Linked DNA regions of Homo sapiens: region 1 is linked to region 2. A link is a loop called in an ENCODE intact Hi-C map of the cell type or tissue named here. Cell type or tissue: Caco-2. All regions are shown on one strand. Links, peaks and the distances in the headings refer to the core of each region. The heading gives the core; the rest is flanking DNA. Region 1 overlaps LOC107986098 (a long non-coding RNA gene). Region 2 overlaps PDZRN3 (PDZ domain containing ring finger 3).

Region 1 (15,787 bases), core at 4,517-12,516, 310 kb before region 2:
TTGAGAAATCACCAAACTGCTTTCCACAGTGGTCGAACTAATTTACATTCCCACCAGTAGTGTATAAGCATTCCTTTTTTTCCAAAACCTTGCCAGCGTCTATTATTTTTTGACTTTTTAATACTAACCATTCTGACTGGTGCGAGCTAGTATCTCACTGTGGTTTTGATTTGCATTTCTCTAATGATTGTGATATTGAACATTTTTTCACGTGCTTGTTGGCCACATGTATGTCATCTTTTGCGAAGTGTCTGTTCATGTAGAGACCCTGTTGATGGTCACAACTAGAGGTGGTTTGGGGATGTTTGCTACTGGCATCTAGTGAGTAGAGGGCAGGGATGCTACTAAATCCTGCAATGCACAGAACAGTCCCCTACATCAGACAGTTATCCAGCCCAGATGTCAGTAGTGTTGAGGTTGAGAAACCCCACTTTAGATCTTCACTCACATCTGCTATCACAGCACAACCGTAAAGTCAACACACGTTTACAAACTGCATATAAATAAGAACCACTGAAATTCCAAGTTACAATGTTAACTGAAAGTTAAGGATGGAGTTATTTTGCTGAAATTAAATTGCTGCTCACAATACAAGGGTGGCCCTGACTGCTTTGGTGCTAGTTGTTTTTCAGTTTGTTGTATCTAAACTCCATAAGCTGGAGGATAACTCACTTCTCTTAGTATGTCTCTCTACAAAAGCTACCAGAAAATTACAAAATGGTTGTTCCTAGGGCATGCAGCAGGTTTTGTTGGCTTTTACTTTGCACCAATATAATTTTTTTTGTTTGTTTTTTGTGACGAGGTCTTGCTCTGTCACCCAGGCTGGAGTGCAGTGGCACAATCTTGGCTCACTGCAAGCTCTGCCTCCCGGGTTCACGCCATTCTCCTGCCTCAGCCTCCTGAGTAGCTGGGACTACAGGCACCCACCACCACGCCCCGCTAATTTTGTTTTTGTATTTTTAGTAGAGACGGGGTTTCACTGTGTTAGCCAGGAGAGTCTTGATCTCCTGACCTCGTGATCCACCCGCCTCGGCCTCCCAAAGTGCTGGGATTACAGGCATGAGCCACCGTGCCCAGCCACCAATATAATTTTTAATCTAAAGTCTACCATTATTATTCTTCTCATTAACCCTCATTGATTGAAGCTATGTTCATTGGTGCCAATATGTTCATAAATGCAATTGCAAAGGAGGGAGGGCCCTATGGCCCTATGGTAATACTTAGTCCTTCAGATATTTTTTAAGCTATCATAGAAATTAAGGCAGGATATTTAAATAAAATGTAGAAGACTCATAGAAACTTTAGAATCTATCCCTGGAGTCCTGTGAGAGAAACACTGTTCTGGTGTTTGATGGAAAATAGGAGTAGCCCTAGTTTCTCCCCATGGTTGGTGATGGAAATGCAGAAAGCTTCCACTGTGGACAGAAGGTTTTGATAATGGACAACTACAGCTTTCTTCTTGGCTGTAATTTTTTCAGGTGCTTCAAAGATGAAGAAAGTTCTTTCTAATAAAATCTTTATCCCCAAGTGGTACACAGAAGGGGGTTCTTACGTATTCCAATCAACATGTTTTCCTTTCTCAGCTGTGGCTCTCTAGATGAACTTCCCTTGTAATAGGAAGGAAGATAACAACATGAGGTTTTTCTCTGCATGAGAAAGATTTGTTTAGTTTCCTCCTTTTTCCCCTGGCTGGGGAGGTGTATAAGCTTCTAAAGGCTGAGGAGTTTTTTCTGTACAGACCTGTGTTGCCAAGGGCTGTATTCCAAATTCCATGAGGACAATACAAACCTTATTCCTGTATCTAATAACACATTCAACTGACCATATCTAACACAAAATCTTGTGTTGCTTTTTATTTTGTTTACGTGTTAGCACCTTTTGCAAATCTAAAACAATTATGAAATCATTTAAAAACAATAAGGCTTAAATGCAAATACTCAAATGTTATTAAACTGTTAGCATCTTGCTGAATTATTTCCTTATGGTTAATTACTTCATTTCTTTATAGCCAGCCATGATGGATTGCCAGTTAGGGTTGTTTCCTACTTTGTAAGAAAATATAGTTACATGCTTTGAAACTGCTCAGGATACCCACAACAACTTTCAAAATAGTCTCATAGCAATTTTTTGTTGCTTTTTTTTTGGGGGGGGGGCCCTTCATTTTAATTTGGTTTTTATTTTTAAATAAATATTTAGCTACCATGATTTTGATGAAAAGCTCTTTACTGGCTTAATGAAGGATTTTTATGGATCTATATAACATCAGTGTCTTAATTACTACAAATGGATAATAAACCCTTTCTCATATATGAGAATGGGAAACACACAGAGTGAGCACCATTAGGAACAATTGGATTTTCACTTGATAATTCAGTTAAAAAAAAAAAAAGTAAATACTGCAAATAACAGCCCAAGGGGGAGTCTCTGCAGCTCCACCAGAAACCATAGAGCATAACTAATTCTTACAGAGATTTTCTCCGTGTTTTTCAGGCTGTGTCAAAAGCAAAATATACATTCATGCAGGGAATGAAATAGTTGTTCATTTGGTGGGTGCTAATTAATTTCTCTCTGTTCACTGGAGACATTTAATTCCTCATCATAAAAGGTTCTTGAATTTAGGAAGATACCCAGAGAGGAATATATGGCTCAAGGCAAGTAGCTACAGTATACCAGGAGTATTGAAGATTCTTAAGATGTGTGTATGGCTTTAGGGAATTCACTTGGTTTTAGAAACTCACTTCTTGCTCATTTATACTGGCCTATGTCTGATTAGCAAAAGGCCAATCAGAAAATAGTCTCGGAAAGATAGTGGTTTCACTACTTCACATAAGAAAATGAAGAGCTGTTTGGTAGATCTCGAATGAGTTACCGAAATATCTCACTCTTAATAATTTCCTAAGCAGAGATTTTCAAACTAGAACGTGCCAAAAACGTCCTGAAAATGAGGTAAAATGCAGATTTGGGGGCTTTGCTCTGTGATAGTGATTCAGCAGTTTTGGGTAGAGTCCAGGGATCTTTGATAACTACCACACACAAGGAAACACATTTTGAAAACACTGGTTTCTTTTGGTAGATTAAATGTTCCCCTTGGCATTGCCCCTCTTCTTTTTCTTTTATTGTTTTTCTACTATGTAAAAGTATTTAATTTTTCCCACCCCCTAATCAGGTGGGCCCAAATTTGAAATATTAAAGTCTGCTTATATGTAGAAGCATGTTTTTCCCTCTTCTTGGCCATCCAGTGTGTTCAGAGTCTTTATATTATAGTATCCCAGAGATCATTCTAGAAATGGAATGACAACTGTTTGCAAAACGTGACTCATACATTGAGTACCTAACTGTATCTCTACCTTTTTCATAGCTCTGGCTTGAATTGAGGTAGGGGGCCTAAAGACTCTAGGGCCTAGATTTGAAGAAAGATTGTGTTCCCAGCTCCAAAAACATAATTTGTAGGCTGCTTCTTGTAAGATTTGGGGCCTGTGTTTACAATGATATTTGATTAAAGATAAAGTTTAACGATTTATTTGGGACTTAGCATCTATTTCCAATAGCATAAAGCATTTCCTTTGCCCTGTACTTTGCTCCCCTCTGTACCCTACCCCCATTTAAAAATTCTCAATGTTCTATAGTGCCTCATTTATTTTCAAACAAGCTGATTGCAAAACCAGAACATTTTTTTTTCTACTTCAATTCCAGAATCTATGAAGTTGTCCTATTTTTCCCACCATATCTAACCCAAGGGGACCACTGATGTCATACATAATTCCTATATTGAACTTATGAGGTCAAAAATTAAGGTTTCCATTTTGATTCAAAAAGTAACGCAGTTTTAATTCTTAAAAGATTAAGAAAATACAAAGGAGAAAATGAACATTGCTCAGTTCTACTTCCCTCAGATAATTCAGTTAATATTTTGGCATAGTTGACTCTTAATCTTCCAAACTTAGATTTTATTCAAGAGCTTGCATTTTACAGCACTCCCTGTTAGAACGTTTTTGACAACATCTGATCTATATAGCCACACTTTGCCTTTCTTTTGGAGTACCTCTTAAGAGGAGAAAGAACTGTGGAGTTCTTAGAGATGCGTCCAAGGCCTTATAACAATTCTGTTGCTGACTCCTTTCCTACTTGGTTCTCTCTCCCCACCCTCTTGGAAGTTTTATGAGATCCAATTTGGGACTAGTATAATAAATCATCTCCTCACCCTCCTCTCTCTCCCTCTCTCTTCCCTCCCCCTTTTTTCTTCTCTTTCCTCCCCCTTCTCCTCTTTCCTCTTTTTCCTTCTCCCCCTCCTTCTTCCTCCTCCTCCCCCTCTCCCTCTCCTCTTCTTTTTCCTCCTCTTTCCTCCTCCTTCTCCTGCTTCTTCTCCCCCACCACATCTTTTCTCAGCTGGCCCTGTCTGGATGAAAGCAAACCTTCCCAAGGGACTCTCATCCATCCATACCCATGTGACACACTAGTGATGTGGATTTTTCTCTCTGTTGTGACTGCTGTAATTTGATATTTGCCATGCCAATAGCCACCACATGCTTTCTTTTAGTTAATGACATTTATTTGACATCCTCTGTCACATGAGTAATCTTTAACCTATGCAGTCCATCTGTCTTCTTTTGGTGGCAATTTTTGTTCAAATAATAGCAGTGGCGTATATCCACCACTTTTTGAACACTTCCAGCGTGCCAGGTGCTGGGGTGAATAAATATATTTACTCACATAATCCTTGCATCTCTTTTTGAGGTCAATGGGGGCATCATGATTTGACAAGTGAGACGCTGAGGCTCAGAGGGTTAAGGAATTTGCCTTAGTGTGGCGGAGCTGGGATTCCACCCCTGGTCGCCTGGATGCTAAAGTCAGTGAATTAACAAAATGTCCTCCCCAAAATTGAAGGAGCTTTAGAAAATGGCATTAAGATGTCTGCTGGTTGAGTGACCTCATAGAACAGAAGAGGTTTATTCTGCCAGGAGCGTCAGTGCAATGAAAAGACTCCCATGGAATCTCAAGAGGTCCAAGTTCTAATGCAGTTATTCTCAAGGTCCTACCAACCCAGTCTCTCATGCTCAAGGCATCCCAGACTTTAGGTCCATCCCGGAGGCTTTGTCTATGTTCAGTGATGCCTAGGGCTCTAGTTTGACATCTTGAACAAAGCTCTTGGAGGACTCAGACAGTGAAGAACTTCTTGTTACAACCACAAGAAGTCTTACTTAGGAACTGTTGTCTGACTGAGCCAGGAAGCAGACAAGACGGTGTAGGTTGTGGAAATACTCCATTTGTTTGGGGTGAGACTGGTCATGGGATGAGAGCTGGTGAAATGGGACCTGCTGTATTTCTTATATAGAAAGAGGATAAATCTTCAGGCAAAGGGAAGGTGGAAATCTGGCTTGGAGTCTGGGAAGCCCATCCTAGAAGAGAGTAGGTGGACACCCTAGTGTAATGGCATCCCAGTGTAAGCTCCACTAAGTGACCCTCGAAACCTGTCAGACCCTGGCCGGGCACGATGGCTCATGCCTGTAATCCCAGCACTTTGGGAGGCAGTGGAGGGGGTGGATCACGAGGTCAGGAGTTCAAGACCAGCCTGGCCAAGGTGGTGAAACCCCATCTCTACTAAAAAAATACGAAAAATTAGCTGGGCTTGGTGGTGGTTGCCTGTAATCCCAGCAATTCAGGAGGCTGAGGCAGGAGAATTGCTTGAACCCGGGAGGCGGAGGTTTCAGTGAGTTGAGATTGCGCCACTGCACTCTAGCCTGGGTGACAGAGCTAGACTCCGTCTCAAAAAACAAACAAACAAACAAACAAACAAACAAACAGAAAAACCTGTCAGACTCGAATTTTATTTTAGTCAAATTTAGGACAGAATTTCTTAAGGAAAATAAAATCAAGAATTTCAACTCTTGTTTTGGTTGTTTGGAGGCTGACGATGAAGGGGAATAAACAAGATGATTTTCCTCTTCAATAAAGATTTACCTGTAGGAGAGACCTCCTATATTTGACCCCTCCCTTCTTTATATGACAAAATTATTTTCAGGAACAATTATGAAATGAAACAAAGGATAGTAATGGACAAAAAGGACACTCAGTCTATATTTTCTTTTATCAACTTTATGTATGGTCATGCTATTAAAAAATAAATGTTACTGCACCAAAATGGAAAAAAAGTAGTGAACTAAAACTTGATTATATTAATGTGTTTTTTTAAATGGGGAGAATCTTTATACAGATATTCTATTGTAGTAATATAGTTTTTTTTTAAAGCTTCTGCCAGTCTGTCAATTACTTTAATAAAGTGGATCTTCACATATGCAGGTTTAGCAGATGGTAGCCAGTTTTGTCAAGCTATCCTTGCTCATGATTGGTCACACAACAGTTATTAATTTTAATTTTAAAACATTTCTTTCATACACAGCAACAGATATACAAATACTGGGGAAAGTCTTAAATATAAGGCTAAATTTGACAGTGATTCCTAAAAATAGTGTTTCACCGCACGTTCTAGAATTCACAACATTGCCCATATCTTTGTTTATTCAGGATGGATTTTAGGGGGTTTCAAACGTCTTTGCACTTGAAAAAATTTAAACATAAACACTCCAATTGATCACACTAAATGACACAATTGAATGAACTGGAATTCTGTTTGTTGGTTTTAGAACCACTGTGTTGTCTTTGTCTTTATTCTGGAGCTTCTGTGTAAACACAGAAATATGTTGTCCTCTGGGGATTGGAAATAGGAACTGTGACCACAGCAAGCTCAAACTATTTGGAATTTTTTTTTTTTTTTTTTTTTTTGAGACAGAGTCTTGCTGTTTCACCCAGCTGGAATGCAGTGGCGAGATCTTGGCTCATTACAACCTCCACTTCCTAGGTTCAAGCAATTCTCGTGCCTCAGCCTCACAAATAGCTGGAATACAGGTGTGCGCCACCATGCCTGGCTAATTTTTGTATATTTAGTAGAGACTGAGTCTCGCCATATTGGCCAGGCTGGTCTTGAACTCCTGAACTCAATTGATCTGCCCTCCTTGGCCTCCCAAAGTGTTGGGATTACAGCCATGAGCCACTGTACCCAGCCTGGGAACTTACTTTTGATACCAACACGAGCAGTTGAGTCCCTGTGTGTTCAGAGATGACTATAATACATTCTCAGAATTTACTTTCATGTAGAATATGATGTTTATTAAAGGATAAATTGGAAAGCCATGCTAATTTGAAGCTTACATATATGTATTATTGAAACTGAACAGAGTAACCACGATTATTTAGACTTGCACCAATGAAAGTTTTTTGTTGTTTTTGTTTTACGGATAATTTTTTCATTAACATTCTTTAGTTGCCAGTGTATGGTGATTATGAAAAGGAGACCAACTCCTAGGTACTGTAGTTTTATTGTCGTTTTTTATTTCCAGGATCATATACCCTGCCTGGCCCTCAGTAATCTCTATTGAAAGGATTGCTTTGGCTTCAGATGTTTTGAGCTATTTCTAGCCCATTTCAAGACTCTCTTTTCCCACCACTTTTCTCCAATGAGAGGTCCTCAAGAACAGAATCTGGGCCAGGGTTAGGATTCTTTGGAAATGCAGTCTTTTGGAGGATGTAGTCCAGTCTGAGTGTATGAGCCATTGCTCTACCCCCATGAAAATAGGAGCTCTAAGTCGCCCACCAGAGGGGGTGAATTTGTCTCAATCACTGTCATGCTCACTCCCAACCCCCAGGTGTCTCACTGTGGTCAGAATGCCCTATAACTCTAGTATAGAGCAAAGGTAAATTGTCGGTATCAAGATTGGATCTCTTTACCAAGGTGCTTAAATATACCAGCCCTCCCCCTTGCTACCTGAGGCAGAAATAGCGCCAACCCAGCTCTTCGAGCCATGCCAGCAAGTTGTTTCGGTCTTTGCTTTTTTTTTGTTTTTCATCAGCTGTACTTATCCCCCCTCCCCCAGTTGCGATTTTTTTCTAAAATGGCTGCTGAATGGCACCATGTATCAGGAGACAATCTTGATCAGCTAATCCCATTAGGAGATGGCCCCTTTGCTGGACAATCTCATCAGAAATTCCCCTGGAGGAAAAATTAGTATTAAATTTGGTTGAGGGAATCCTAATTACATACAAAGACAGCCCCTATAAAATATGTCCTTTGTGTGATAAGACCGAAAAGACCCAGGCATTCATCCTTATTTTGCTAGTGCTCACTTCTTAGAGATTTTATTTTTACCATAGAAACAATAAATACAGCAAGTGTCTTCCATTTTCAGTGTGGGATAGAATCCTTACTGAAATTAGGAGCATTGGGAGCCTCTGAGACTAATAAGTCTACAGAACATCTGGAAGAGGGGCAAATAAAATGTTTCTTGCAGGATTTTTAGGGAGAAACAAATGGGACTTGGGGAGTAGGAGGTAGGTGACTGCAAGTGCTTTGTTTCACATGAAAGATAAAACATGATTAGGCCAGGAGGTTCCCAAGGAACCCTGAATAATACAAACCAAAGCCTATTAGGCATCACGTACTTCATGTGTGAGGGGTTGTTTGCCAGTCCAGGGCCTATTTGCCTCTGATCCGTTCTTTGTTGCTCTACTACTGTGCTCAAGGAAGAGGGGATTGACCCTCGCAGGCTGTGTTTCTCAGGTTCTTTTATCACCTGTCTGGGTTGGGCCAATGGGATGCAGGGGTAGGAGGTTAGAGGCCAGGGGGCAGGAATAAACAAGGGAATCTTCCCCACTAGCCCTACCTTTCTGCCTTGGGCAGTGTTTCTGGCAGCAGCTCTGTCTCCATTGTATGCCTGAAGGCATGTGATGGTTCTAGCTTATGCTGGTGGCCCCAGGTCCCGGGCTTAGATAAAGCCACCCTGAGTTAGTTCATTTTGTGTTGCTGTAAAAGAACATCTGAGACTGGGTAATTTATAAAGAAAAGAGGTTTATTTGACTCACTGTTCTGCAGGCTGTACAAGAAGCACAGTGCTGGCATCTGCTTCTGGTGAGGGCCTCAGGAAGCTTCCGGTAATGGCAGGAGGTGAAGGGGGAGCTGGTGCATCACACGGTGAGAGGTGGGGCAAGAGAGGGGATATCCCAGGTTCTTTTCTAACAACCAGATCTCATGTGAATTTATTACTATGAGGAGGGCACCAAGCCATTCATGAGGGATCTGCCCCCATGACCCAAACACTTTTCACCAGGCCCCAACTCCAGCATTGGGAATCACATTTCAACAGGAGATTTGGAGATGGCAAACATTCAAACCATATCACACTTCTTCTATTTCTTTTTTAAAAATTTTTTCTTTTTTTTATTATTATACTTTAAGTTCTAGGGTACATATGCACAAGTGCAGGCTCGTTACAGAAGTATACATGTGCCATGCTGGCCCGCTGCACCCATCAACCCATCATTTACATTAGGTGTTTCTCCCAGTGCTATCCCTCCCCCATCCCCCCACCCCACGACAGGCCCCAGTGTGTGATGTTCCCCACCCTGTGACCAAGTGTTCTCATTGTTCAATTCCCACCTACGAGTGAGAACATGTGGTGTTTGGTTTTCTGTCCTTGCAATAGTTTGCTCAGAATGATGGTTTCCAGCTTCATCCATGTTCCTGCAAAGGACATGAACTCATCCTTTTTTATGGCTGCATAGTATTCCATAGCGTATATGTGCCACATTTTCTTAATCCAGTCTATCATTGATGGACATCTGGGTTGGTTCCAAGTCTTTGCTATTGTGAATAGTGCCGAAATAAACATACGTGTGCATGTGTCTTTATAGCAGCATGATTTATGATCCTTTGGGTATATACCCAGTAATGGGATTGCTGGGTCAAATGGTATTTCTAGCTCTAGATCCTTGAGGAATCACCACACTGTCTTTCACAGTGGTTGAACTAGTTTATACTCCCACCAACAGTGTCAAAATGTTCCTATTTCTCCACATCCTCTCCAGCATCTGTTGTTTCCTGACTTTTTAATGATCTTCATTCTAACTGGTGTAAGATGCTATCTCATTGTGGTTTTGATTTGCATGTCTCTGATGGCCAGTGATGATGAGCACTTTTTCACATGTCTGTTGGCTGCATAAATGTCTTCTTTTGAGAAGTGTCTGTTCATATCCTTTGCCCACCTTTTGATAGGGTTGTTTGTTTTTTTCTTGTAAATTTGTTTAAGTTATTTGTAGATTCTGGTTATTAGCCCTTTGTCAGATGGGTAGATTGCAGAAATTTTCTCCCATTCTGTAGGCTGCCTGTTCATTCTGATGGTAGTTTCTTTTGCCGTGCAGAAGCTCTTTAGTTTAATTAGATCCCATTTGTCTGTTTTGGCTTTTGTTGCCATTGCTGTTGGTGTTTTAGTCATGAAGTCCTTGCCCATGCCTATGTCCTGAATGGTATTGCCTAGGTTTTCTTCTAGGATTTTTATGGTTTTAGGTCTAATATTTAAGTTTCTACTCCATCTTGAATTAATTTTTTTTTTTTTTTTTTTTTTTTTTTTTTAGATAGGGTCTCGCTCTGTTGCCCAGGCTGGAGTGCAGTGGTATGATCTTGGCTCACTGCAACCTCTGCCTCCTGGGTCCCAGTGATTCTCCTGCCTCAGCCTCCCAGGTGGCTGGGACTATAGGTGCGTGCCACCATGCCTGGCTAATTTTGTATTTTTAGTAGAGGTGGGGTTTCACCATGTTGGCCAGGCTGGTCTCGAACTTCTGACCTCAGTTGATCCACCTGTCTCGGCCTTCCAAAGTGCTGGGATTACAGGCGTGAGCCACCATGCCAGGCTAGAAAATTAAAAAAAAATTTTTTAACTTTTATTTTAGATACAGAGGGTACGTGTGCTGATTCGTTACATGGGTATATTGTACTCAGGTCACAAGCATAGTACCAAAGAGGTAGTTTTTCAACCCACCCCTCTCTTTCTTCCTCCCCTCCAAGTAGTCCACAGTGTGGACTATTCCCATACAACTAGATTATTTATACTAACTTAGAATTAAGATGGTTGACAAAGAACTGTAGCTAACTTTCTTGGGATTTTAATTATTTTTTAACTTTTAAGTTCAGGGGTACAAGTGCAGGTTTGTGACATAGGTAAACTTGTATCATGGTGCTTGTTGTACAGATTATTTCCTCATTCAGGTATTAAGCCTAGTACCCATTGGTTATTTTTCTTGATTCTCTCCTTCCTCCCACTCCCCACCCTGTGAAAGGCACCAGTGTGTGTTGTTTCCCTCTGTGTGTCCATGCGTTGTCATTGTTTAGCTCCCACCTGTTTCTTTTTCTTTTTTCTTTTTTTTTTGAGACAGAGTCTCACTCTGTCGCCCAGGCTGCAGTGCAGTGGTGTCATCTCGGCTCACTGCAAGCTCTGCCTCCCGGGTTCATGCCATTCTCCTGCCTCAGCCTCCTGAGTAGCTGGGACTATAGGTGCCTGCCACCACGCCTGGCAAGTTTTTTGTGTTTTTAGTAGAGACAGGGTTTCTCCATGTTAGCCAGGATGGTCTTGATCTCCTGACCTCGTGATCTGCCTGCCTTGGCCTCCAAAAGTGCTGGGATTACAGGCATGAGCCACCGCGCCTGGCCCCCCACCTGTTTCTTTAACCTCTAGGCTGTGATGGCGTCCTGCTGTTGCTCATCTCTGGACTGCCTCAGTGGCCCCTGGTGGCCTCTTAACTCTTTCTCCATTGGGTGGCCAATTCCCTGCTTTAAATTTCCTGTTTCAAATATAGAGAAGTTTCTGGTTTTCAGGTAGGATCATGAAGGACACACCCCAGTGAGAACCATACATGAGGCTGCTGTTCAGTTTATTCTTCACTTCTAGGAATGTCTATTCCTCTTCTTCTCATCCTCCTCCTTGGATTCCAGCAAGGACCAGACCTAAATTATTCCAGACTTATGTCTCTGCTCCTCTGTGTGCTATTGATAACAAATATTGTTCATGTTTATAAGGTTAATTGATCGGATGGATTTAGGGGGCTTAGTAAATAAACCGGATACTACAGCTGCAGACTTGGGAGTAGGTAGAAAGCCTGGAAGCCCCCTGGGAATAGGGATGCTCCTGCTACCCCCCACATGGCTGACTCTAACCTCATCTTCCAGCATGGTGACCCCCAAAACTCAGAGTCCCAGCAGAGAGAATCCTAGAGGCTGAGCTTGAGTCACATGGCTCCTCTGTCTGTACCAGTGGACATGGATATGGGAAGAAGGAGCTTTGTGATTCGGATTCCATAATGGGCATGAGTCTCTGTAATAACCATCCCACTAAGACTGCACACGAAGAGGTGATTCCCTGGAGGGAATCAGGCCACTGTTGGGAAGGGGACATGGAAGCTGAGCAGCCACCAGGGGACAAGTACTCACCACATGCTCCATGAAAGATGGCTCCTTGTTAATTATTATTCTGGTCTCTCTGGGTAGGGTCTGAGAGTAACTGCTGTTTATTGACACTTGGCTAAGAGCATCATCTCATTTAAGTTGGTTTATAGATGAACTGACTCATCTGTGGCCCAAGGAGCTGCAATACAAAAGTTCACACAGCTGGAAAAGTAGCACAGCTGGGTTTTATTTTTATTTTTTATTTTTACTTTTGAGATGGAGTCTCACTCTGTCACCCAGGCTGGAGTGCAGTGGTGGAATCTCGGCTCACTGCAACCTCCACCTCCTGGGCTCAAGACAGCTGAGTTTTAATTCAGGTGGGTCGGACCCCAAGGCCTGGGATAGCAACCACTGTGCCATTATGAAGCTGAGGGCTAACCCGATGAAGCTGCCAAAAGAAACCTGCCTTGCTTGCTTTTAATTGCCCACCTCTAGTTGATCTTGAAACCTGTATAGTTAAACATCACGTCGCTAAGCAATCCACTAGCTCCTTAGAGAGAACATCTCTGACAGATAGGTCACCATGGTAACAGCTGCTTAAAGTTGTTTTTTAGGAACTAGGGGACAGCTCTTACCCAGTTCAAACTGGTTGAAACCACAGTCCTTCAACTAGGCCCTGCACAGTTGGCTGCGAGGTGATTTTTTGGCATCAGAAAGCTGAAAACTCCTCCCTAAGATCATGCTAATGCCGCTGTTTTCTGAACATGTGTTCTATGAAGATCCATGAATCTCGACTACCTTGTGCAGGTCACCCAGTATCTCACTCTTTCTTATGCCCAATCATCTTTCCCCACACCTTGGCCTGCCTTGAGCCTCTATCTCATAAATATCCCTAAAACTCCATCTTCAGGGAGGCAGATTTGACACCTGTTTTCCCACGTCCTTTCTTGGCTGCCTCATGAATCAACTCTTTCTTTTTTGTAAAACCTGTTGTCAGCCGGGCATGGTGGCTCATGCCTGTAATATCAGCACTTTGGTAGGTCGAGGTGGGCGGATCACGAGGTCAAGAGATTGAGACCATTCTGGCCAACACGGTGAAACCCTGTCTCTACTAAAAATACAAAAATTAGCTGGGTGTGGTGGCACGTGCCTGCAGTCCCAGCTACTTGGGAGGCTGAGGCAGGAGAATCACTTGAACCCGGGAGGCAGAGGTTGCAGTGAGCCAAGATTGCGCCACTGCACTCCAGCCTGGCGACAGAGCAAGACTCCATCTCAAACAACAATAACAACGACAAAAAACCCAACCTGTTGTCATAGTGGCTGGCTTGCTACATGCAGCAGAAGGAACCTGGTTCAATATCAACAAAACCTGCTTCCAGAGGAGCTGGTTATGGTCACTGCTCACCCTCCCCAGATATCCCATTTCACAAGGTTCTGGGAGAGTCACTTGCTCAAGGGTGCACATGGCTGGAAAGTGTTGGGAGCTGTATCCTAGTCTTCGTAGATCCAATGACTCTCCATCATTCTATCATTCCCCAGGGTGTTTTCCTGAGAACTCCAGTCATGTGAGACATTCTGCAAAGAAGAGGCAAACAAAAATACCTGTGGTTGCATCTACCTGGAGAAAGCTACAGGAGATTATCTCCCTCCAGGGACTCACAGCATATAGTGTATTAGAGGATCCGAAAAGCCTTAAGATAATAAACCCTGTTGAGCTTTGTTTAACTCAGAATTTACTAACCTAATTGGACCTTGGAAAACACAATACTCATTAACATCTCTTCCAATGAACATCATTTAGGAAAATTTTACTGTACCAACATTTTCCTACTAGGTAAACTGATGAAGATGTTCATAACCAGAGATGATCTGTCCATGGGCTGTGGCTGCTTTGAGGCATGGGGGAAAATAAACTGGTAATTTGGGCGTGCTGTGCCACAATGGTGGGGGGTGGTCTAGGTCATGCCCTTTTGGTGCTAGTTCAGAATTTCCAGCTCCTCTTTAGACCTGCCTGCATTGCAAGATATAGCTTATGTTTTCCGAGTGACTTTCTCTTTCCTTTCTTCCTCAAATACACAGGCACGCTAACTTGGTGTGCCATCTTCTAAAAATGTTAAAATGCGTTAAAATAGATTTTGGGACTGTTATAACACCAGTCAAGGTAACTAGGGGTGTCTTAAGTATTTCAAAACTACCTTTGGGGTCAGTACTGCTTTCAGTGCTTAGTTAACAGATTATCGTATTCTGGAGTTAGAGGCAAACTAGTGATGTCATCTAGTCTTTTCCCCACAGAAAGGCGTAGAAAAGCGTATTCTCTAATTTGATTGAAGCATTCCCAATTAAAAAAGCAATCACACCTCAAATCTTTTATACCTGACCTCGTTTTAGATATAACATGGCAATCTTTCTAAATGGGATTTTCTAGCTTGCACATGTGTGGATATGTGTGCTAATGGTGGCAGTGGTTGTCATTTAGTGATATCCTCATTACAGCATTAAAGAATAAGGTCTCTGCGGAATTACAGTGACTGTATTTGAACTGTTAGCCATCTTCCCATGATACATTGCAGCTTGCATCTTTTGGCTATAAAGCTGCAATGCTATACATCTAGAAAGAGACAGGGAAATTACAAATTAGGCATATTGTACTATTATCTGCAGATTTCATGGTAAATTCTGTACATAAAAATTTCCCTGCAACGGTTCTATGTATAAGAATTTGTACATACTCCATATAGATCTTTCAAAATGAAGACCGATGAAAAATGGTTTGGCCAAGCAATAAATACATAATGAAACATCACCTTTGATCTTTCCTGCTTTCTATGAGGTCAAAGTTGGGATAGGTTATAAATCATGATTTATGCCCTTAAGTCTCTGATATTTTTTAAAGCAGCTTCCCCCCCACCATTGGTTTGATTTTGAGTTGTTTAATTATTCATCAACCTGCAATACTTCCATTTCTTCAATATTGGGCATATTTGTTTAATTTTGGATGCAATTTGATTTTCAAGATTTAGCTTTGTTTTTCAACCTCAATGCATTATCTTTGTTTTTAATCTATTGCATTATAGTCACATTAATGTGGAGACTTAGTTGTGGCAAATAGAAACCTAAAATATTTCATATACACATACATACATATATACATTATGTATGTGTGTGTGTATTTATGTCATCAACTGCTATCCAAACAATAGTTTTTTAATAGAATTTTCACCTTTTTTCCCCCGATACCTCCTTTTCTATTTTTCTTCAAAACCCAACTGCTAAATGCTCCCAGGAGCTGTGGCGACTTGGAAACATGAGATGTTTCACACGCAATTATAATGATTTTAACAATGCTGCTTGACTTGATGGTGTCGGCATTGATGAGAAAGAACTTTCAACAGTGGCATTTCTTCATAAGATAATTGGTTAATAGAAAAAACCTGATCTGGCTTTGCACTTCCTGAGTGGCAACCTGGTCTTCTCAAGCAAGAGAGACAGCAGCAAATTCCTTATTATCTTAGTGGTTGGTCT
Region 2 (15,787 bases), core at 4,066-12,065:
TTAATATAGCTAAAATTCCTTTTGGTCATCTCCTCTTCCAAGGAGAAACCACTGACATCTACCTGGGGTATGCCCTCACAGATCTTTTCACTTACAGATTTATATTGATTCATGTATATGCATCTTCCCATAAATGCCATCAAACATCATGTATTATTTTGTAACTTTTTTTCCTCTGGACAGCATGTCTTAGAGACCTTTCTTATCCGTGCGCATATATTTGTCTTATTATTTTTAATTCTATACTTTATTTAATTATTCTGCTATTGATGGACACTTAGGATGTTTCTGATTGTCTTTTTCCCTATTACAAACAATGCTGCAATGAACATCGAGGCATAAGCCTCTTTACACACATAAGGCTAGAACTTCTCTAGGACTGATTTATGCTCACGTTTCCAGTGTTATAAAACACAAGGCAGACTTTTATGATATTGGCAATAGCAAAAATGCAGTGCCAAAGAAAGTTTATGTAAATGAAAGTTGTTTATTTTTCTCCACTTTTTAAGGATCAGATCACTCTTCTTGCTTTTCAAGAACTGCTATATCTTTAAGGAAGGTTGCCTAATTAAGATAGAAACCATAGCTGGTACTCAACATCGATTTTTTACTTGATCTAATTCCCTACCCTTCCCCCTATCCCCATCCCCCCTGCCAAGATTTTCAGCACCATATATCTGTTCTTAATTGATGTGTTAATTATAAGGATTATCTGTTCATCAAAGTACAGCCTGAAAGACTAAGTCTCAAGTCAAGATATGCACTTGAAAAAAAAAACTGCTCCATATTGATGGACTTCATTTATTTTTAAAGTGAAATGTATGATACATACAAAATAATGCACACACGGTATATACAGTACAAAGAATAAAAAATACCCTGTACCCATCATTTAACTTAAGAACATTTTCCAAGTTGTTGATGCCTATTGAGGGTTACAATCCAATTACCTCATTCTTTTTCTTCGGAGAGGTAAATATTCTGATTTTTATGTTTATCTTTCCTTTGATTCCTTATTAACACTTTATTATGGAAATTTTCAAATATATACGAACATAGAGAACTAACTTAATAAACTCTCATGTACCCAACACAATTTGAATGATTAATCAACATTTTGCCATTCTTGTTTCATATGTCAACTCGCCATTCTTTTTATTTCCTGGGTGTTTTTTTTAAAAGCAAATCCCAGAGACCATGTCATTTCACACAGAAATAATTTATAACGTATTTCTAAGTAAAGAGGACTTAAAAAAAAACAAAATTATAACTACAATGCTAATATCACATAACACAATTAGCAATTCTTTAATTTCATCTAACATCCATCCATATTCAAATTTCAACACACAAAAAGTCCTTTTATAGTTAGTAATAAAAAAGGTAAAAAAATTAAAAAGATACAAACCCAAGAAAACCCCACATTATTTAAAAAATATTTTACTTAAAGCTTTACCAGGTGGCCAATCCATCCCTCAAATTAGCAAACAATTGTAAGTTTTACTATGTAATCAATAGCTCGCTGACCATTACTAATTATATTCAAGGAAGCTAACTGAGGACACAGTTTCTTCCTCTCCCGTCCTGTATTTGGCCTTGTCTTCAGCAGAATCATTAACGTATGGGCACAGCAAATGGCAGGGTTTTGAGATTCGCACGTGTGCTGATGTGGTTAACAAATGAACTAAATTATATGGTGACTCTGATGTTAAAATGTGACTAATACACACTTTGGGCCTTATTTTCTATGCTTAAAAATAATTGGGTAAATACTACAGAGTATTTCGGTTTGGAGCTTGTTTATTTTGCTTTCTTTAAGACAGCATATGATTAATTTAAATGTGGCCATTCAGGAACATTTGCTTCCCTGTTCTGTCTGCTTTTTACACTCAGAACAGAAAAAAAAATGTACATTTGGAGAGCAGTAACACACATGCATTTTACAGGGAGACTTAGGTAAATGTGGAAACAGCTTCTGTGGGATTTTGGTCCTGCTTTTCTTGGTGTATTTATCAATAATGAAGAAAGCCATGAAAACTCATCTTTAAGCCAAATGATCAGATTTTTGTGAATTCAGCTACTTTAAAAAAATTTTTTTAACTTTTTTACTAATCAAAAGAGCTGGAATATCAGCTACTATTATAAAGCAAATGATTCATTATCACTGCTGATATTAGAGGTGCATCCTGATTTAAGAAAACTCAAAGTACAGAAAGGCTCAAGAATTAAAGGTGATTATTGCCATTGTAAAATTTTTTTTATTCTGGAAAATTCCAAACGTATATAAAAGTAGAGGACAGCGTCCTGAAACTCTACGTACCCATCACCCAGCTTAAACAGTTATCAACGTGTTAATCTTGTTTCAAATATACCTCAAATGGTTTTACAACAGGGACAGCACACAGCAACAGATTTGTCTCCATATATATCTAGGGATATAAGGGAGGAAAGAAAACTCATTTAGGGCCGGCACAGCGCCCCCCGTCCCCGCCCCCGCCAACAGCTCAGCGCAGTGATGGGGACGTAACAGGGGCACGACTCGAACCTCTGGGCCCACACCCACAAGAACCCCCCACCACTGCCCAAGGGAGAAGCACTTTAGGTATAGTATGCTGATAATTGAAGAGAGACCTGAAAGGGTGGTAGGGTCTGGGAAGATGCTGAGGTAACAACAGTTGAGCTTGCTGGTTCTAACTCCTTCCTCTCCTCTAGGCAGAGATCTGTTATATCTGAAGTTCCGCCAGAGAAGGTAAGGCCACAAATCCTGGTTATCTGCCTCTGTCATGTAGAGATACAAAAATCATCTTTCTCCCTCCCTCACTTTCCAGACATAGTAAGTCATCAATCCCTGTCACTCCACTTGAAAATACTTCCCAGACCCATCCCATTTTCTCCATCCTCCTGACTTGAGTTTCTATCTATCAAGTCCATCCACAGTGACTTTATGTGTATCCCGACTAACCTGAAAAGCTCCTGGCCTTCCCAGCTGGGATAAGTAGACATTCAGTGGTTAGTGTTGGGGGACAGTTGGTAGTATGTACCAAACTACCGCTGGCTCCAGTATCAAAAGAGAACACAGGACTCTAAGCACTGCTTTCACCAGAGTTAAACAACACCACCTAGGCATTTGAAAAATGGTCGAGTACTTTTTCCCTAACTGCAACATCAAAAACAATGAATTAATTGCTATTCCCTATAACCTAACGCTACCTTTTTGTGCTAGCAGGAGAAAGGGGGAGATGCTCCAAGCCCACAGTGATTCATAACTTTTTTTTTTTTTTGAGATGGAGTCTAGCTCTGTTGCCCAGGCTGGAGTGCAATGACACAATCTCGGCTCACTGCAACCTACGCCTCCTGGGTTCAAGCGATTCTCCTGCCCCAGCCTCCTGAGTAGCTGAGATTACAGGCACACGCCACCGCGCCTGGCTAATTTTTGTATATTTAGTAGAGACGGGGTTTCACATGTTGGTTAGGCTGGTTCTCGAACTCCTGACTTCGTGATCCACCTGCCTCAGCCTCCCAAAGTCCTGGGATTACAGGTGTGAGTCATCGTGCCTGGCCCGTATGTTAACTTTTTACAATACACACAGCATAGACCCAGATGCTGGCTGTGCGGGTCGCTGGTCAGGCTTGCTGCTTGTCTTCTGAGATACAAGCTGGGGTAGCAGGGTCCCAGCATAGGCAGAAACCAGGCTCTGTTCCTGCCTGAGAGACGAGGTTTAACCAGGAGATTCCCAGTGGCCGGTGACACCGCACGAAAGGGATAAACAACCACACGGCTGGTTCTTATGCTCCGTAATCACTCTGCTGAGTGTCCTGGATCCCTTACCACCTGCCAACAGCATGCCTCTTTCCTTGTCCCCTTCAGCAAATGCCAGGTGCCAGGCATTGCTCTGGGCACTGGTTACAAACATCAGTGAAGACCGGCGAGTCCTGATCTCATGGAGTTTTCATTTGTAATCCGTATAGTGTGATTAGGGAGCATCCATGACCAAATTATAAACCTACGAGGCCCAGGCTGGCCCCAGGTGACGCTGGTAACTCACATGGCCACACGCTGTGGTTTTCACACATGTAGGCTGAGCCATGAGCCGCTCCCCTCCCAGGCTCTCAGACCTGACTCACAGTCATCTCTGTCTCGAGTCCTTACACCAACTCACCACCTAAAACATATCTGAGGCATCTGCTACTATTCGTGTAAGGCTCCAGGGTGGATGCTCTAGATATTAACAACCACAAGTTCTGGATTTTCTGGAATGATCCTAATTCTGAAACTATTCTAGTCAATCGCTAGATAAGAAATCGATGAAATTTTAATATTGTGGCATCTAAATGACATCCTCTAAAATGCCCAAAGCCTGAGGTGGTGGTGGTGGTTGGGTCTTCTGTTAGATTACAAAAAGCAGTAAGGGGATCTGGGGAAGCTTCCCTGGCTCATACCTGGGTTTCCCACCTCCTAGTCGTATTTTCTTGGCAAGTTACATAATCTCTCCATGACATAACTTCCTTGCCTATAGTAAATGATGATAATGAAAGTACCTACCTCTACATTATTGTGATGATGAAATGAGTCAACATACAGAGCCTAGACCACAGCTGGCCACACAGAAAGCCTGGTGGATATTAGCTAATATTATTGTTGTGGTTGTTATTGCTATTTAGTGTTGAGGATTTCTTTCATTATTTGGAAAACCCCATCACCACAGGAATGGGGGTTACAAAGAAAGCCCTTGCTTTTTTTCCCCCACCTTCTAGACAGGGTCACACTATGTCACCCTGGATAGAATGCAATGGCGTGATCATGGCTAACCGCAGCCTTGATCTCATGGGTTCAAGTGATCCTCCGCCTCCCAAGTAGCTGGGACTACAGGCATATGCCACCACAGCTGGCTAATTTTTAAATTTTTTGTACAGACTGGGTCTCACTATATTGCCCAGGCTGGTATGGAACTCCTGGGCTCAAGCAATTCTCCAACCTCAGCCTCCTAAAGTGCTGGGATTATAGGCATGAGCCACTGTGCCTGGCTGTCCTTATTATTTATTATTATTTTTTTAATCTGTCACTAAGATTGAACTTGGCCTTTTAAAATGCTTTCTGATACTCCCCTCTCCAACCCCATTTCCACATGAGCTCTGCCACATTTCACTTTGGGCCCTGAATATTTCTGAGCTGAGTTGCCAGGACTGCTGAATGCTAATCACCATGGCTCCACTCTATATAAGTGTTGTTGCCAGAATAATCCTCTTAAAACACAGCCTTAACATGCTCTTTTCCTCCCAACAATGCCTTCTTGTTCTAGAGTGGATTAAGGGTAAAGCTCCTCATCTTTTTATGTTGGCATCTTACTAACCTAGCCTAGCCCACCTGCCAGTTCTCGCCTCCTCCCAAGCTGGGTCACCCCTTTAAACCACCTAAAAATTTATTCCAGGTCATTTCTACCTCTGTCCACCACACCAATGCCTTCTAAAGAAACCTCTTTTTCTCTCCAAAGCCTTCAATCTTAAGGCTTTCATTTCTTCACACAGCCTAACTGATCCACTGCTGCCTATGTGAATCTATCCACCAACTCTTCTGCTCATGTTGAGCTATATCATTTCTTTTTTTTTCTTACTTGGTGTTTTGCCTCCTACGTGCAAGTCTGGTCTCCCATGACAGACTCTAAAATTCTCAAGGGCAAGCATGGTGTCGTATATTCCTTGTTTTCCATCTTCTCTTCTCTTTCCCTACCAATGTCCGTGTAAGCAATTCAGAAATACTTGTAATTTTTGAAACTCTTTGCACAGCTTATCATTATAAACTCTTGCTAACATTTGGCCATAATTAATGAACCTGATTCGAGTCGCAAAATCCAAACACATAGCCACAGCTGTTGGGCTCTTAACAGCAGAACCAGTTTCCCCACTTGTTTTCCACCTTGGCTTAAAATCACATCCACTCCTCACCTGAGCTAGAGGCATCTCTCTGAGTCCTTTCCACTGTCAACTGGGACACGGGCTTTGGAGGTGATGCCCTCCATTCAGGATCTCATCTACTTTTAACATGTTCCTGGAGTTTGCTCATAGATTCTGTGGAATCTGTCTCTCCAACAGGGCACATCCATCCCATCTCCAGCTTCCCCCTTTCCCTATACAGGCCACTGTCATCACTCACCTTGACGACTGCAGACGACTCCTAACGATTCGACTGTCAGTCTTTCCCACTTCTAATCTAGCAATGGCTCATTCAACAAATACCTGCTGTGTGCCTACTATGTAAAAAGCATAAATAATAATGTTGGAAAGAAGTGGATGCAACGCGAGGCTCTCAGGGTGTCAAAGGAAAACCTCGTTAAACTTGGCTCTCTAGCTCCATATTTGGTGAGAATAAGGTGGGTGACATTGACATCCACATTCTAAAACAAGTCATTAGAAGGCCAGGTGTGGTGGCTCATACCTGTAATCCCAGCACTTTCAGAGGCTGAGGCGGGCAGATCACTTGAGGTCAGGAGTTCAAGAACAGCCTGGCCAACATGGTGAAACCCCATCTCTGCTAAAAATACAAAAAATTAGCCGGGTATGTTGGTACACACCTGTAATCCCAGCTACTCAGGAGGCTGAGGCAGGAGAATCGCTTGAACCTGGGAGGCGGAGATGCAGTGAGCTGAGATCGCATCACTGCACTCCAGCCTGGGTGACAGAACCAGATTCAGTATCAAAATAAATAAATGAAATGAAATAAAATAAAATAAAACAAGTCATTAGAAAATGAAGCTCCTTGAATTGCTGCTAGCTTGTAGACCAAATGCAACCGTTTTCTTAGAGCTGTGCTATTAAGCAAAGAGAAACAACAGTGGGCTAAGTGAGAAAAAAATAAGGCACTACTTACACATGTGCATCTTGATTTGGTTGCTCATGATGGAGAATCAAGTAAAGGGTCACAATGAAGAATCATGGCATGGAATCAGGTATAAAACCTTTTGTTTGGGGTAATAATTATGCATTCAGTCAAAACTATAACTTGGTTGCAGTCAAAATGATAGGTTTTTATTTTAAAAAGATTCCATTTCCATAATGGTGTTCTCTGGCATCTAAATAATTGCTTTCCTAAAAGATGGGAACTGTTAGGTGGAGCTGAGAAAAGATACTGAGTTCTCCATAAGTTAAGGCCACCAACAACTAAAATTATCTTCTCCAATATCCATTGATTCTATTTAACATTTATCTTTCTGAGTTTTCTTTTACTATAGCGGTTTCCCTTCAACTCCCTCCCTTGCCTTACCCATAAGGCTGCGTGGTCAGAATTCCTATTTTATGGTATGCTATGTTCTGAGACTGGCAGCTCATGAAACCAGGCAGCTGTAAGAAATGACAAATTTCAACAGTACAGCTATAGAGAAGGCAGCTCGGTCAAGGATGTTAAATGGTCAGATGGAAAGCAAATCCCCCAGAGGCCAGGTATTTCTAAAGATCAGCTGTGTGGCATCTTACAGAAAATCCTAGAGCCTGGTATCATTGAGACTGCAGCCCTCCTCTCTCAGTTGAAACGAATGATCAAGACGTGGTACCAGAGCACCACCTGCTGGCTCACAGGTGACAGTGTCTTACACAAAATACTTTCTACAAGATGGTCATTTTGATCTGTTAAGTAAGAATTTGCAAGAGACAGGTGTGAAAACACAGTTGTGGTTTTGCACTTCTGGGGCTGTGTATATGAATACTGTTGGTCAGAGAATATTATACTATCATGGATAGTAGTTTTGTTGTTTTGAATAAAACAATTTTATCTCAATGCTTTCTTGATTTTAACTTAAAAATTTTAACATTTTACTAACATAAAATGTCATGAAGTACTTTGGTAACCCAGTCCATTTAAAAGAAATTAAACTAGTTTTAGATACTAGTGTTTCCTTTATAAGCTAAACCTATACTTGTTTTAATGGTTCCCTCAAATTTTCTCTATTAGGTGCTACCTTTACAAGCAAATGTATAAGTGGTCCTTTATTTACTTGAAGATTCTGAGGTCATAAATCTGACGTAAGTTCCATTTACAAATGATGAGTGCGTTAAACATCTGGGAATGCATAACCAAAGTCTAGCATTACACATGAATATTTTTAAACCTCAAGGAAGTATGATTTCATTCTTTAAATACCAGGCTTCAAAAAAAGTATGATTTCTTCACTTTAAATCATTTCTTTATCCGTAAAGCTTTAATGAAAGTATTATTCCCATTGCTGTCTACTTGGCCTTATCCAATGAACAATAAAAAATTCTTCTTTTGCTTTGTTTGGTAGTTTTTGACTATAGAGGACATCATCTAATGCTTTTCCCTATGTACTTTGCAAGGTCTTAAATGACAATACAAGTACGTTTCCAAAAATGTAACACAGCATTTATTGTGTCTGAACTCAACTCTCTCAGTGCAACCATGAACGTGCCTTGAGAAACTTGGTAAAAGCTTTGAACTTTTTTGGGGCAGAAAGGTATCACAAACTGAAATTAAACCTAGAATTAAGGCTTTTATACAAAATGTATACAAAGATCAAGTTCTGCTCTCTGACACATAGGAAAGAAAGCAAGAGTGGGGAGGGGGAGAGCCTAAACAGATGTGTTTTTGTATCATGCAGTCGACTTCTGCATCTGAAACGTAACTCAGCGAAACAGAAACCCAGCCATGTGACTCCTTTTCTGTAGAGAATAGAGTTGAACACAGTATCCCGAAGTCACAGGGCATGTGCTAGACATTCACTTATTCATATTTCTGCCTTCTTTATAAACAGAAATTAATATTACACTGCTGTGTATGTGTGTCTGCTTTTCTTGAGTACTTTATTATTCTCTCCAGATGCCCACCTGATGTACCTCATTCTCACAATTAAAACAGTTATATGGTTAAACACACAGGAATAGACTTAGTTAGCATGTGGTGTAACAAATGAACTCACATAAAATTTACATGATTTAATTAGCTGATAATGGGTCATTAATTGAGGGACTGAAGAAAGGAAACATATTCTCTTGGACACATAAAGGCGCCATTCAGGAAGAATAGATTTGTTTTTACTCAGCCCTTCTCAGGAGAACCACCTGTGCAAATACGGGGCTCAAGTCAGATGACAAGCAGGGTTTTTATGGGACCAGGAAGATTTTCATCTCCATGACAACCTTCCTGGTTCCAAACAGAGAATGTTATTTTTCTGGACTCCTCATCTCAGCCACACCAGTGGACTCAATTCGGCCCTGACATGCATCTGAACACTCTTTCTTGGACAGCCATTATTAACCTGGGCTGCTTCTGACAAATCATTTGGTTGGTGATTACAGATCTGACATATTTTGTAATGACTCCATTTTCTGAGGGCTTCATTTTCAAGAAGTGAAATAATGCTGTGACTTAACACCTCCCTGCAACCACAAGCCACTTTCCCATCTCCAAAGTATACCACTTTTTATTAAGGAGGTCTTATACCCACATAAGTCACTAGCTTGTATATATAAAGATAACTGCGTTAGTATCATTTAAGTGCATGTATATGATCTAATTTTTCATTATATTAATTAACAACATAATTGATTGACCTGTGGGGAAATACACAAAAAGGCTTCCTGGGAAATTCTCTCCAAGTAAGTATGGAAAAAGCAAAACAACAATGTTTTCATATGAATGTGCTTGTGATAGGAAAAGGATAGTCTCTGTAGCAACTCCAGCAAGTGCCCTTGGCTCTTTGGAAATGATATTCTATCTAGTTTTTTATTTATAGCCAAATCCCGTTCCTAGTCTAAGATAGTGTGACACCCATGGGAGGTGGCTTGGAATTTGAGAGTATGAGATTACGAAGCTGAAGGCAAAGATTTTGCTTTTTAATTAAGAACTAAACTATACTTTTATACACGATGACATTTTATGTAACTGGTTACCCACGAATAATCATTTGGGAGCACTTCTGATATGAAATTACCCTCTGATTGAGCCCTTTGAGAAAACCCCAGTCCTTAAAGATAGACTTTGCTTCAGGATTCAAGGCACAGAATTAAAAGTCATAGAATTTAATTCACCCAACTATCTTTACTCCATCAAGATTTTTGTTATTGTTTTAGCAGAATCAGACTACAAATACACTGGGTAGAAATAATAATGCAAAAATACCTCTCCCAAACAAAAATTGCAAAACATCAATTGGTTATTCAAATTAAAAAAAACATTTTATTTAACAAACCAGTAGACCTATCAGAAAATCAGGATTTTTCAAATTGTCTACCTTGTGGATGATATTCTATTGAATTTGTCAAGCCTTCGAAGCTTGGAACCTTACAATACGAATTACTATTTGTTTAATATACATATTACTAAGTAACTTGTTTATTAAAGGTCATTTATTTTCATCATCAGAAACTTACTGGGTATCAGAAGAGCACACATATTCAAACTGCATCAGTTTATAGGTGATTTGATATGTCCTCTTGTTTTTTTAAAAAAAAACAGCACATAAAGTCAGTGTGAGGAAAAATAAGCTCTATTTAAAAATTTGAGGCAAAAAATAAAATTGCGCTGGATTAGAGACCCCCAACCGACTTTCCAACCAATCCCTCTGTAATAAGCACAGAGGAGGCACTCAACCATCTTTTGGATGGTCAAGTGAACTCATTTAAATATGACAAGTATCCCCCCTAAGACTCCCATGAATCAACACAGCCACAAACCATGGAACTCAGGTACGGGCAGGTAGAGAGCAGGTAGAAAAAAAATAAAGGAAATGGTGTCCACTGTGATCCCCTCCATCCATGTGAAACTCATTATCTCTGCACTGAGATAAAATACACAAGATATCCTCAGAACAATTTCAAGTCTGAATATCAACATAAGCAGAATAACAGGGTGCAGGTGGTACCTCAGGGCTGAGAGAGCACAGGCCCCAGGGCTGGTCAGGTTGATCTTGCAACGTCCGTTTCTGAAGTCGGGCCTGGGCAGGATAACAGTTTTCTGATCATATAATTAATGATTGGCATCTCCCAGTCTCAGGAAAAGGCAAACCATATTCAGGGAATAAATGTGTACAACAAAGATGAAAAGGTTGACATCTTTAATACAAATAAAGCTTTTCTACATCAATAAGAAAAAAGATAAACAGCCCAGCCCAGTAACAGGGAACATAAGCAACTGCACCAAAGAAGAAATACAATTGGCTAATGAAAAAGAAAATAAAATTCAATCCAACTAGATAACAATCAGCTACTCAAATAATCTAGTGCCACTTTTTACTCAACAACATGGCCAAAGTTGAAAATAACCCTGTATTATGGAAGGGGCAGGGAAAAGACTTACTCGAATATGATCTGTGGGAAAGCAATAGTCACAACTTTTCTGGAGAGATATCTAAAATGATGACACAAATATTCCAATTCTAGAAATTTTTCTTAAGGAAAACATAAGTTAATGGAAGGATTTACATATAATTATCTTCAGGCACGGTGGCTCATGCCTGTAACCCCAGTACTTAGGGAGGTTGACGCAGGAGGATGGCTTGAGCCCAGGTTGAGGATGCAATCAGCTATGACTGTGCCACTGTACTCCAGCAGCCCAGGTGACCATGTCTCAAAAAAAAAAAAAACAAAAAAACAAAAAAAACTTCAACCCAGCATTGTTTTTAATGGTAAAAATAACCATAGTAATAGGTGAGGTAAATTGCATCACAGCCAGCACAGGCATAGGTTGAATACTACATAGCCATTAAAAGCCCTGAGGCTGAAAAACTACCTAATGACAAAATATTGTTTGTGGAACACTGCAAAGTAAAAGTAGGCAACAATACACTCAGAAAATGATCTCTTTTTAAAAACATTTATGCACACATATAAGCATAGATTTCATTCTCATTTTTTTTTTTGAGACGAAGTCTCGCTCTTGTCCCCCAAGCTGGAGTGCAATGGTGAGATCTCAGTTCACAGCAACCTCTGCTTCCCGAGTTCAAGTGATTCTCCTCCCTCAGCCTCCCGAGTAGCTGGGATTACAGGCACCTGCCACCATATGCCTGGATAATTTTTGTATTTTTAGTAGAGATGGGGTTTCACCATGTTGGCCAGGCTGGTCTCAACTCCTGACCTCAGGTGATCCGCCCGCCTTGGCCTCCCAAAGTGCTGGGATTACAGGCGTGAGCCACCGTGCCCGGCCATTTCATTCTCATTTTCTACCACCCCCTCATGAAGCACACGTAAGGCATAGGTATTTTTCTGTATTGTGAGATGACAGGTTACTTCTCACTCTGAGCTTTCCAGTGCTTTTAGAAATGAAACTGTATCACTTCTGTAACTTGGAGAAGTTATGGAGTTTGACAATGTCAGGTCTAATTAGAATCAGCCATATGAGAAATCACTACTGGCAGCTGAACACTTGGCAAAGAAAAGATGTATTTAAATGAAGCCTTAGTGGAGATCTAAAACTGCATACTAAAGGAACTCTCAGGTATTGGCAATTGTAAGTCAGACTCGCTAACAAAAATTCTGAGATGCAGCTGGCCGGGCGCAGTGGCTCACGCCTGTAATCCCAGCACTTTGGGAGGACGAGGTGGGCGATCATTTGAGGCCAGGAGTTCCAGACCAGCCTGGCCAACATGGTAAAACCCCGTTTCTACTAAAAATACAAAAATTAGCCAGGCATGGTGGCACGTGCCTGTAAACCCAGCTACTTGGGAGGCTGAGGCACATGAGAATGGCTTGAACTCAGGAGGTGAAGGTTGCAATGAGCCGAGATTGTGCCATTGCACTCCAGCCTGGGTGACTGAGACGGTCTCAAAAAAAAAAGAGATGCAGCTATTACCAGCCCTGTTCCCACTCTTCACAATAGGCTTGGCTATCGACTAGAAATGTACTTCAAAAAACCTCTCTTCCCCGGCACATGCTGGACACCCTTGCTGAGCAGCAGCCACCACCATACAACCCCTCCCATAGTGTTGCCTTGAACAAGGAGCAAGGCCTCAGCAAAGTAATTTTCAAGGAAGACCTCCCTCCACCTTTGGTCCTCAGAGCTTCGTGCATAAACTCAGTCCTGCACTGTTCTTCAGAAATCTGGAAACAGCAGTGAAGACATAAAGGAAAACCCTGGGAGTGAAAGAAGAAAAGTCAACCGAAGTTTCTCCTTGCAGAATTCTGTCATCGTGATGGCCAATTTCACCTTGGAGCAATGCAACAGATGATGGTGCCTCCAACTGGGACCTGCCGTGCAGCTCCTCGGGCAGGAGACTATCAGTGACTTAAGGGACCACTAGGGGGCGATTTAGGAGTGAACAGTTTTCTATCCTTAAGAAAGATAAGCCAGGAAGCCTTAATTTCCAACCTTAAGTCACTGGAGGGTATTAGCTCCCAGGTAAATCCTGTTTTTAATTTTAACTATAAATGTAAACAGGGTCTTTCATTTTAACTTCTCCAGAAATGTAAACGTGGAGAACTTTCTGAAAGAGATATGTGAAAAGGCAGGGTATGGCACACAAAATTGATACATTGGAAAATAAATATTTTTTCTCTCCCCTGTCCACTTCCCTAGCCATAACCAAGGCCCTCTCATACAAAAACCAAAAAAGAAAAATAAACCTCTGGCAACAGAGCCCCTAGTGTCCCTTTGAGGTTCTATTTATATATTATGCCTATGGTTTATCCAGACAGGCCTAAAACGTCTCTGCAGCAGCAAAGACAATTTCCCCCACCCAGGCTCTCAGCATTTATCTGTAAGCCTCACGTGGCAATTAGTTACTTACTGTGTAGTGAGGGCTCTGGTGTTGGTGTTTAACTCTCCTAAGCTGCCTTAAATCCTTTGTGGAAGGAGGCAAGATATAAATAGTAGTTTTTAAAACACACAGGCTTACTCTGTTATTTCCATTTCTTATGTGTTTTGACTTTTCCTTTTTTACTTTCCAAGCCCCCCGTGAGGAAGTGACTTTGCCCTCATAATCACATTGGAAACCAGCCATCTGGAGATGGGATGGTCTCAGGGCAACACGCTCACTAAGCATCTACCATGCAACAGGCACAGGAAAGGGCGGACCCAGGAGGACGCAGACCCATGCGGTCTCAGCCCTTTAGGTGCAGAAATTGGACCTCTGTCTGTTTGTCCTGTAATTTCTCCAACATGTGGGCACTAGGCTGATCATTTCATCTCCCCTGGCTCAGTTTCCTCTTCTATAAAAACAAGGTCATTGAAAGAGATGGTGGCTCATGTCCCTTCTGGATCTCCCAGTGCTATGGCTCAAAGGGGCGTTCCCTCAGTACTCAACTAACGTACTGACAAACTAGGCTTTCAGTCTTGGAGGGCAAGAAGTATCTCTCACCTGAGATCCTGCAGGAAAGTCACAGCAAAATTTAATTTTAAATTGGAGATTCAGGCTTTTAGGCCTTTCCAAGGAAAACAGCCTCTTCTCTTACTGCCTAAGCAACTCCTAGCAGTAACTTTCAACTCTGATTGAATAATCAATTCTTGCCCAAAGACGCCTGAGTAAATACCAAACAGACAACTTCCTGCCTTGAATCCTGGCACGGGCGGGCGGCTCTTCTCTGTGACTTCCCTGAAAACCCACTGCAAATGTTTCCACCTGGGGAAATCAGGGGCTGAGGCCTCCAGCCACCCTTTCCTTGAAAGCAATCGTTGCAAATGTTTTGAAAACAACGGATTATCTTTAAAGAAGCAGTAACAACAGAAAGCCATTTGTTTCTTCTACCATGACTGATTCATCTGTCGTACACTGGAGGTTGGGGGTGGAGGAGGAGAGGCCCTCAAACAAATGTTTCCTATCAGTGGCAAGTATTTTGATAATCAGGAAAATACCAAATAGATTTGCAACCAGCTTGGTAAACTACTTAGCTTGAGGATTCAACAGGATCCCTACTGCACGCTTTCTGCCTCCTGTAGCTAACTCTGTCCATTTTTGTGTCACGTAATTCTTCAGCCAGAACTCAAGCACGACCGTAATAAATATAGTTCATGGGTATGTAAAACTAGTGCTCCTTATGTACAACCTTTTACGTCTGGTCTTGCCTGGAAACTGGTGGCTCCATTTCTAGATCTCTACCCGAGAAGAAACACTAGCACATATACACGCACAAGGAAAAAGGTCTATGAAGGCTCGCAGCACCATTGCTTGGAAAAGCAAAAAAGCTGCAGTCTAAATATCCAGTTATAGGGGAATAAATAAAGCATGTGCTCTATGCCAGTGAAGAGGCCTGAGTCAGAAGGAAATTTAAAAGACCACATAAGCACAAAATACAGAAGGAAAGAAAACATAACATTCATAGAGATCGACTCCTGCAGTGGGGAGGAGGCTGGTTTGGAGCTTGGAGTCAAGGAGGTAGATCCAAGGACAGCTTTAATTATATATGCATAGTCATCTCCCCCTTATCCTCTAGGGATATATTGCCCAGGGCCCAAATGCATGCCTGAAACCACAGATGGTACCTAACCCTACAAACATTTTTTCCCTATACATAAATACATATGATAAAGTTTAATTTATAGATCAGGCACAGTAAGAGATTAACAATAAAATAGACCAATTAAAACAATATACTGTAATAAAAGTTATATATGCATGTGGTCTCTTTCTCAAAATACCTTATGATAGGTACTATACTCATCTATTTTCAGACCATGGTTGACCACAAGCAGCTGAAACCTTGGACAGAGAAACCGTGGCTGGGGGGACCACTGAAATACTCTACAGTTCTGACATGAAAATATGAAGGAAAAATATTCAGATATCGCTTTTAACATATACAAAGGGAGAAAACAAAACACTGAAGGCAGAGGCGGCAAAATGTTACCAGT

What was found. Hi-C counts contacts between places; a loop is a spot of excess contacts. Peaks named below come from ENCODE experiments on the same cell type or tissue, not always from the same donor. Only the 100,000 strongest peaks of a DNase experiment are listed, where the experiment ranks them.
Region 1: a loop joins it to region 2, with 16 times the contacts of the local background. A loop is called at or near these places in 3 of 110 quality-filtered maps.

Annotation. Positions count from the first base shown.
Region 1 is chr3:73,184,537-73,200,323 of GRCh38, forward strand. All of the region lies in intron 2 of LOC107986098 (a long non-coding RNA gene), which reads left to right. Among named protein-coding and RNA genes, the nearest start is that of EBLN2, 130 kb to the left of the region's middle. RefSeq lists an enhancer at 7,542-7,836. In Caco-2, for the core only: a CTCF peak has its summit at 7,671; a DNase peak (open chromatin) is centred at 7,665.
Region 2 is chr3:73,495,322-73,511,108 of GRCh38, forward strand. All of the region lies in intron 3 of PDZRN3 (PDZ domain containing ring finger 3), which reads right to left. Among named protein-coding and RNA genes, the nearest start is that of PDZRN3-AS1, 120 kb to the right of the region's middle. RefSeq lists enhancers at 4,174-4,253, 7,346-7,415. In Caco-2, for the core only: a CTCF peak has its summit at 7,554 (motif pointing left); DNase peaks (open chromatin) are centred at 7,550 and 9,088.